2 separate regions of the Homo sapiens genome follow, and region 1 is linked to region 2. Evidence: chromatin contacts called from ENCODE Hi-C or POLR2A ChIA-PET data. All regions are on one chromosome and are shown on one strand. Each heading gives the region's core, a stretch centred on a gene start or an enhancer-like site at or near the end of the contact. The rest is flanking DNA. Distances are from core to core; before and after follow the strand shown.

Evidence for each region. Hi-C counts contacts between places; a loop is a spot of excess contacts on that map. ChIA-PET counts read pairs that join two places held with the same protein, here RNA polymerase II (POLR2A). Pooled maps may share reads with other maps.
Region 1: a loop to region 2 is called in a map with no recorded cell type, with 2.3 times the contacts of the local background. The contact joins two enhancer-like sites. A Hi-C loop is called at or near these places in 1 of 37 single-sample maps with no recorded cell type and 2 of 50 pooled maps. POLR2A ChIA-PET finds 5 or more read pairs at or near these places in 1 of 52 experiments (OCI-LY7).

The regions. Positions count from the first base shown.
Region 1 is chr12:92,487,518-92,492,227 of GRCh38, forward strand. No RefSeq gene overlaps it. Among named protein-coding and RNA genes, the nearest start is that of LINC02397, 23 kb to the left of the region's middle. Within about 2 kb of position 1,379, at least 2 of the 41 ENCODE cell types and tissues checked have a DNase peak (open chromatin) inside an H3K27ac peak, as active enhancers do.
Region 2 is chr12:91,985,613-91,989,736 of GRCh38, forward strand. It overlaps LINC01619 (long intergenic non-protein coding RNA 1619), which reads right to left. Exons shown (of 5, transcript NR_132341.1): 3 at 3,485-3,581; 4 at 1,921-2,031; 5 at 1-1,085. Among named protein-coding and RNA genes, the nearest start is that of LINC02404, 110 kb to the left of the region's middle. Within about 2 kb of position 2,525, at least 3 of the 41 ENCODE cell types and tissues checked have a DNase peak (open chromatin) inside an H3K27ac peak, as active enhancers do.

The DNA.
Region 1 (4,710 bases), core at 129-2,628, 500 kb after region 2:
ATAGCTATGTAAAAAACAGAAGAGAAACTCTATTATTACAATGCAGTTGGGTTTTTTTGTTTGGTATGTTTCAAATCTAATATTTAAAATTAAGAAAATTCAAAGCAAACCATCTGTGTGGATGTTTTCATACTCCATTTTTGTGACAATAGCTTGCTTAACCGAGATTATTAGTGGATTCTTTCAATAAGAGGAAGAGAGTACCATCATTAAGATGGTATGCCTCCACTAGCCTTTATTTTTGAGATTAAAGAATGACAAAAATATTTATATATATTTTTTCATTATTAAGACGGAGTCTCACTCTATCGCCAAGGCTGGAGTGCAGTGGCGCCATCTTGGCTCACTGCAACCTCTGCCTCCCAGGTTCAAGCAATTCTCCCACTTCGGCCTCCTGAGTAGCTGGGATCACAGGCACCCGCCACCACACCTGGCTAATTTTTGTATTTTTAGTAGAGATGGGGTTTCACCACATTGCCCAGGCTGGTCTCAAATTCCTGACCTCAAGTGATCCGCCTGCCTCAGCATCCCACAGTGCTGGGATTACAGGCATGAGCCACCACAACTAGCCAAAAAATATATATTTTCTTTAAAAAAAAGTTATTTTCTGCCTAATTACTTCAATATTTCATGAACATTGTGGGGGAAAGAATATTCATACAGTTCTCTAAATATATCAGTGAGTTGAGGTACCAAATACAGAATTCTATTGAATTCTAATTGCAACACTGAAGCAGACTTACTCTAAGATCCTGCTACCTGGACTAACCACAGACTATACCCAGATTCCATCTGCAAGATGTAGTGGAGCCAAACATCACATCACTGAGGAATATTTATTATATATCTTTCTGTAGAGGTGAGAGAGTATTTATAGATATAACAAACAATTGGTCAGATACTACTGGAGATTTGGAAGCTTCACTAGGTTTTTCACTAAATTTGTTGATAGCCAACTCTAAAGCTCATTCTACTACTACTAGCCATCTTCCCTTGGACAATTTCATGGGCATCGCTTCACTGAAAAGAAAAATGAGTAAGTATAATCTCACTAGTACATGAATAACTATTATAAACACAATACTTTCTACAAGGTTTATTACTAATCTATGTCATTTAAGTTCTAGATTTTACAGTATTTTGGAGTGATGAATAAATAGCATGCTGTTCTTCTATAGCTAGCAAACAAGACTCAGCTTTGGAGACAAGAAGAAGGAATACAGGAGATGTTTCCTTGAATGAGTCTTCTTCCTAAACTCTGCTAGAAGTATGTCAGAAAGCGAAGGTTACCTCAGTCTCCAAGTCATGAAAACATGAGGTCTTTCTGTTTTCTAGGGAAAGTATTTCATCATTTCCTAGTGTGGCTTTTTGCACACCCCAGAAGGAGGAAGACAAGCCATCGTGTCACCTTTACATGGTAGTTGAGATGCTTCACATTTGTACATAACATCTTATATGATCGAAAGAGGAACTCAAACTCGACAGGGGAGAATAAGGAAATACATCTAAAACTGACAATTATGTTAATCCCTCAATTCCCTGGGCCCCCAAAATAGTCTCCTCTATTTGCCATTTCAAAATAGCTAATGAGAGGGTAATTGGACATGTAGACACTGAATTTCCACTGCTCATGGTTTCCTTCCCTGGGCTCCCAGTCACCCGGAAGGCCCCGGATTACCTCAAATGTCATAACGGGTTCATCGCATTACGAATTACCTCCTTCTGCCAATAAACTACAAGTTCTTTGAGGACAGAAACTGTGATTTATGGGCATTTGTATCCCCAGAGATTCAAAGAGTGCCTGATACAGAGTGGTGATAGATGATTTTATCATCTTATCATCATCATCCTCATCATCGTTGTACCTAAATAGAGGTTACTTCCTGTTTCTTTTATTTAACAATAACCTATTATAATATATACTATGCATTTTTAATGCACTTTACAAATATTGTCCTCATTTAATCCCTGTAAGGTGAATACTATTATTGGCTCCATTTTGCAGATAAGACACTGAGTCGTGAAAAGGCTAAGTACCTCACACAAGATCACACAGCCAGTGACAGAACTAGGATTTGGCTGGACTCTTAAAGACTCTGGTTTGCCATTTAAAGGTACGCTGAGCTCCACAACACTGCCTTAGAACTTGCTCAGAGCAATTGTCATATTACTATGGTAGGTTTCCCTGTCTCCCTTAAGACTTAAAGCTTCTGGAGATCAGAAACTGTATTGTTTACTTGCAAAATCATGGGCTTAGGAGCCAGAAAGATCTCGATCTAAGTCCTGCCTCATCTGCTTCTTCTTCATGGGATTAGTAGACTGATTTTCCCCTTGCTTAGCCATGCAGTTTGAATGGAATTCACCCCATTCTCAGCTACAACCACGGATCTTGTTTGCTTTAAACCAATCATCACTGCCCAATTTTCTGGCCTTTGATTGATTTAAAGGTGAACACATGACCGCTTTGGACCAATGAGGCTCAGGTGGTATTTTGTGAGGGTCTCTGGAATAGAAAATCATTTCTCTTCTGACAGAACTACAAGGCAAGGCGCAATCACTGATGGTGAAAGATAAAGATCATTATATTAGGAACTGTTGGCTGTCATACTGCTAATGTGAGGTGAGTTAGCCTTAGAAAGAGGATGCTACCTTGAAAGGCAGGGCAGATCTATGGAAATAAACTGAGTTTGTGGTGACATTGATAGCCACTTTAGTTCATCAGCTGAATCCCAATCTACTTGGTTTTTTCAGCTCTGTAAGCCAACAAATACCCTGCTAGTGTTTTAGCCTATGCCAGTTGTTTTTTCTGCTGCTTGTTAATAAGACACATACAGTCTTGGACAAATTATATAAAAATATGAATCTTTGGCCAGGCATGGAGGCTCACGCCTGTAATCCCAACACTTTGGGAGGCCGAAGCGGTCGGATCACAGGGTCAGGAGTTCGAGACCAGCCTGGCCAATATGGTGAAACCCCGTCTCTACTAAAAATACAAAAATTAGCTGGATGTGGTGGCACATGCCTGTTGTCCCAGCTACTCAGGAGGCTGAGGCAGAAGAATCGCTTGAACCCGGGAGGCAGAGGTTGCAGTGAGCTGAGATCATGCCACTGAACTCCAGCCTGGGAGACAGAATGACACTCGGTCTCAAAAAAAAAAAAAAATTCTGAATCTTTGAATGTTATCGTATAGCTTTTTAAAAGACTAGATTAAGCTATGGATGTAAGCACCAATGCATTTTTTTAAAAGTATATTGGATGAATGAGTTAAAGTCTAAGTGAATTCAGCAAGTTTGTAACCCTTGAGCTCTTGTGAGCTCAATCTGCCCTCAATCATCTGAGAATGAACAAAACAGACTCAACCATTTTGTGTCATCCAGATGAATAGAAAGGGCCTGAATATATTCTTTTTTTATATTTTTTGTCATAGGCCCTAGCGTTTTCATCTGCTCAGTTTTTGAGTGTGCTTGTTAGGGCTTTAATGCTAAACTCAATGTAAGCTGGGTTTATGTAATTTAGTGGTTTCTAGACTTAGGCTTCCTAAATGTTCCATTAGACAAGAAGACAAAATATGAAACAAAATAACATCAAACTACCATTAACAATTAGCATTGTCAGAGTCAGTAAAAACTGTTTTGAAATAAAGCAGCTTTTCAGGCCAGTATTTGAGAACTAATGATAGAGTTTTTTTGTAGGCAATGAATGAAGTGTTGTGGAACAAATGTGGATTTGGACTTTCAAGACCAACTTGAACCAGAGTCTTGAATCTGCAACTTTACTAGCTGTGGCTTCTTTTTAATTGATTAACTTTCTTTTTCTGTAAAATGGGAATAATGATTCCTACCTCTTACAAGCGTTGTGGTAGGAGGTATTCCAAATGAGATAAATATGTGAAATCACTAAAACTTCCAGAATACATGGAAATAATATATGTCTGTATTGGCAAATTATGAGTGTAGTAATGAGGGATTTACATGGACACATTTACATTCTTTAGTTCAGACTCCCTTTGACGACACATAACAAACACACACAAGAATATTTGCCCTGTGTCCAGCACTCTTTTGAGAATTTCTCTCTTCTCCTCCTTCTGATATCCCAACCAACCAACCAGTAGGAATGTGCCCTAGAAACTATGTTTTACAGCTCAGTCCACATCTTTTCACCTTACAAATTACTTATTGTTAGTTTCTTGGGAAAGTAAAATTGAGATATTAAGATTCTATGAAATTGGTTGGTGGTATTGAAGACTGTGCTGCTGCTGCTGCTACTGCTCCAGAACTCTAGTGGAGATATTACAAATGGGAGCAGAAAAAGTGAGAAGGTGGTCTGTAGAGACAGAGCACAGCACAGAGGTAGAAAGGTTGAGATAAAGAAACAATGCAGTGAGAGAAGGAGAGAACACAGACATAGAAACAGAGACATAAAGGCACCAGACACGAGAGCAGAGATAATTTAATAAGGCCGTAGTTTCTCTTGGATTTCCAGTTCCTTCTTTTAGTCAATTCTGATATTTAGCACACTGCACTGCACCAGATATCTTGTCGCCTTCAAATAAAGTATTTTTCCCCCTTAAACATGCTAATTTGGGCTTGTATTATTTGCAATCAATAGAATTGAGAAAAACACTCTATGTCATATCTGAACTAGTATATCAGAATGGTTTTCTGCCATTGGTAACAGAGACCCAGCTCAATGGCTTAAACACACAAG
Region 2 (4,124 bases), core at 1,275-3,774:
ACAGCCGGAACTTGATAAGACACCCAGAAAGAAGATAATGGCTGCTATCAAGCTGTCTAGGTAGAAATAATAATAATAATCTGTTTATGGAAGAGCAGCTGTCCTATTGTTTTGCATTTCATGAAATCTCAGAGTCAGAACCCTCTCTTCCATGCCAGCCCCATCCCCATTCCTCATGCCAATCCAATCACTTTGGGGTTTTAATGATGGGCATTTTATTCCCTGATCTTTTGATACAATAGACAAGGATGCATGTAAATCTCCCATAATCATATCCAGTCACAGGATGTGCTTAAAAGACTAGAGAAGAGGCATTGTATTGGAAGATTTGAAAGCTGGGAGGACGTTGTAATGAATATAGGCAAGCCCGGTATTCCTTTTTAAAATATGCACAAAACCCAGAATTACTGCAAATGAATAGTTCAGTTATCATTCCAGTCTGAAAGCTTAACCCCCCAAGGATTAAGGTAGGTAGGTCTCAATTTCTTAAAGTGGAGCCCCAAAGAATTGTGATACTACCAACAAGGCAGGTCACAGCTATGTTCACTGCTTTTTTTTGTGCACTGAACAGAATAGCCAAAGGCTTAGGAGCAGCCTGGCAGTAATGTCATTGTTCTCGTTTCTTTTGAGCCAGATTGCTCTCCTGGCTAGGGAAATATGCGGTCACTTTATTTACCAGTGTTCAGATCAAGCATTCCTTTCATCACTGTCACCTTCACAGAGGGCAGTCTGTGGATGTTACTTTCCTGTCTTTATCTGTCCACCTATCTCTGGAGAAAAAAATTAAGCAGCCATGCCCTTCAGGGTGAATCAAACAATTGAAAAGAAGAAAATATGTCAGTTTCTTTTTGCCTCCATCCAATACTTAACCACAGCCAAACTTGCATTTTCATTTCTAGAGAGGGTAGACACCTTCATTCCTAAAACAGTTATCCCACAAGGGTCCCACCATTGCAGAGAGCAGCAGGCCAGTGTTGTCTTTGTTTCTCTTTCCTGAGGCTTCCTAGAAGTCATCACAATCTCCAATTTATCCAGGCTGAGCTCACTTTCTCCTTGTGTCTCCTTTGAGTTAGGCATGGAAATAGCTAAAGGAGAACAAAGAGGAAAAATATATGGGCTTGTTCAGTGGAGAAACAGCCTTGAAGAACTTCCCACTAACTAGTTCCAGATGTCTCTTTGCACCTGAACAAGTCTACGTCTCATCCTACAAAACAAAGTCACACCCAGCTGAAATCTCTCTCTCCCTCCTTCCCACCCCCCCTTTCTCTCTCTCTCTCTCTCCTCTCCAGCCTCCACCTTTTCTCTCTCTGCTGTGTGAGTATCCCATACCCCAGAGGCATAGCTCAAGCACAACTTGCCCTATGAGGCCTTCCTCTACCCTCTTCCACCTTCTCCCACCCCGCAAGAGAACAAGTTAATCATGGTATTTTGTACATAGCTGTATTATAGCCTTTTATGTTCTGCATCATATGCCTTTCTTGCCAACCAGATTGTGAATCCAAGAAAGTAGGTAAATGCCTTTGTATCATGTTATTCATCTTTGGGAAGGCAATTTAACAAAGTGATTAAGAGAATGGGTTTTGCATCAAACAGATCTGAATGCGGATCCTAGCTCTAACATTAACTAGCTGCGTGCCCTTGAGTTTTCTGGAACTCGGTTTACTAATGTCTAAAATGGGGCTATTTCATAAAGTTTTTTAAGTGACTAAATGCATTAAAATATATGTATATAAAATATTTAGCATAATGTTGATATGCAATATGTTCTTGATAAATGGTAGCTATTATTATAATAAATTATAATTAACTTGGTATTCTCAGCCTCTCATAATAAATTATCAATAAATACATATTGAAGGATAAGATAAAAGAACAAATGAAATACACATACTGTATATACATATGCATATATACACATACCGTATATACATACACATACATACACATGACAGTGCATATACATAATCATCCTTCTGTGACAAATTGCATTGCTCTCTGCTTATCTGAGCTCTCAAAATGCAATTGGTAGACCTGCAGAGGGTATATGAGAGAAGGGAAGAAACTGATCACAAAAGAGTTTGCAGGGAATGTTCTTGGTAGCAGTTGTACTCTAAGCAATGACCTCACGAAGCACATAGGTTTCCCTCTGTGAGTGCCAAATTTGCCAGCCTCCTTCTGACACCTGGACAAAAACACAAAAACATCATTCAACCCTTGGATGATGATGTTGATAATGATGATAATGATGACGATGATAGCTAACATTTACTGACCAACTTCTATGTGTCAATCCCTCTCTACTCTCCCACTGTAGCCCTGGGTTAGGTAACATTGTTTAAATTTTACAAATAATGCAAATGTGCCCTCAAGAAATTAAGAAATTATTTTAGTTTATTCTGAAAATAGGTGGATGTTTCAGGACCCAAACCACCACATGAAGGTAGCAAGAGCAGCGTGCTTCTCATCCATGACCAGGCAGGCTAGCAAAGGGAAAAGCAGAGGTGATCAGGTCTATGTCCGCTTGCTGGAATTAGTCATGGCAGAATTCAGGAAGCAAGGAGCCGTGGCCTTTGACTTGCACTTCCTTCTCCCAATAGTCTTTTTTTTTTTGCACAAGTCATTATAAATCGCCTGGTCTCATACCATGAATGACTGTAAAATCCTGGAAATGTCTGGATTCAGACTTGGCATTTTCCCCCCTAAGACACCAAAGGGGTTAATCTCTGGCCAGTAATCAAAGTCTGGCAGCTTCTACTCCACACATAATGGGCATTGTTGTTCCTAAGAGTTTGTCTGTTTTTTCTGGCGGCTTTACTGTTTGGAACCAATTCTAAAACAGAAAAGGAAAGAGTCAATCTGCATTTTTTATGCACACATGCAACAAAACATAAGGCTGGTCATAGAACTGTTGTTTTGCTAGATTTCCAGGAAAGTTGTTGGCTTACTATTGAGAGAAGATGACTTATTGACTAAAATACATCTACCTCAAAAGGGAATTCATTTATATATGTAAGTGAGACACACATAATATCCTAAGGTGCTGCCTTCTCTCAGATATGAAGCAACACATTACAACTGTATTAGCTGATAAGTGAACTGTGGCTGGCCCACCCATCTGCATAGAAAATCCATTTGTGTGACGTTATTAATGTGCATGCTCATCAACCTTCCCAGGTCAATTGCAATCTCAGGACATGTTTGTCACTCCCACCTGATGGGCCCCCAGATGTTTCCATCTGAAGCCACGTGAATATGTCTTACTAAGTCACCAATACAACAAAATCCCATTACAAAACACCCGACTCTATTCCAGTGGAAAAGGCCAGGTTTTCTTTTTCTTAAATTTCCAATCAGTCACAAATCAACACTTTTGTATAAACCAAAATCATGCACTTAGATGTCAAAATAATGCACTTAGAAGTCACTAGCATTCTTAAATTGTTATATAAGTTTCTAAATAATTATTCACAGTTTCTGTACTCACCTTGTCATGAACCAATAACAAGCAGTTTGCAGATCAAACTCATCCATGGACCACACTTTGCTAGACCACTTTCTAGATGAAGGTTTCCAAACTTTTTCTATCAAGGATGAGAGGGCAAATATTTTAGGATTTGCAAGGCATGACTCAATTCTGTTGTTGTAATGTAAAAGCAGCCAGAGACAATAAGAAAATTAATACACTGTGTTCAGTAAAACTTTATTTATAAAAGCAGACCACAGGAGAGATTTGGCCCACCAGCTATAGTTCACCAACCCTTGGATGATGATGTTGATAATGATGATGATGATGATGATGATGATAGCTAATATTTACTGACCAACTTCGATGTGTCAGTGCCTCTCTATTCTCCCATTATAGCCCTGGGTAAGGTAACATTGTTTTAATTTTACAAATAATGAAAATGTGACATCAAGAAACTAAGAAATTATTTTAGTTCATTCTGAAAATAGGTGGATGTTTCAGGACCCAAACCACCGTCCCTAGGCTCACACTATACTACATATATAATGATTGAGACATCTTTTTCACAATTAATAAAAAAATTTAAAAATACTAGTATAATCTTGGTCATTTTCTTCCCTTTATCTCCCCACCCATCATCCACCTCAACAGTACCAAG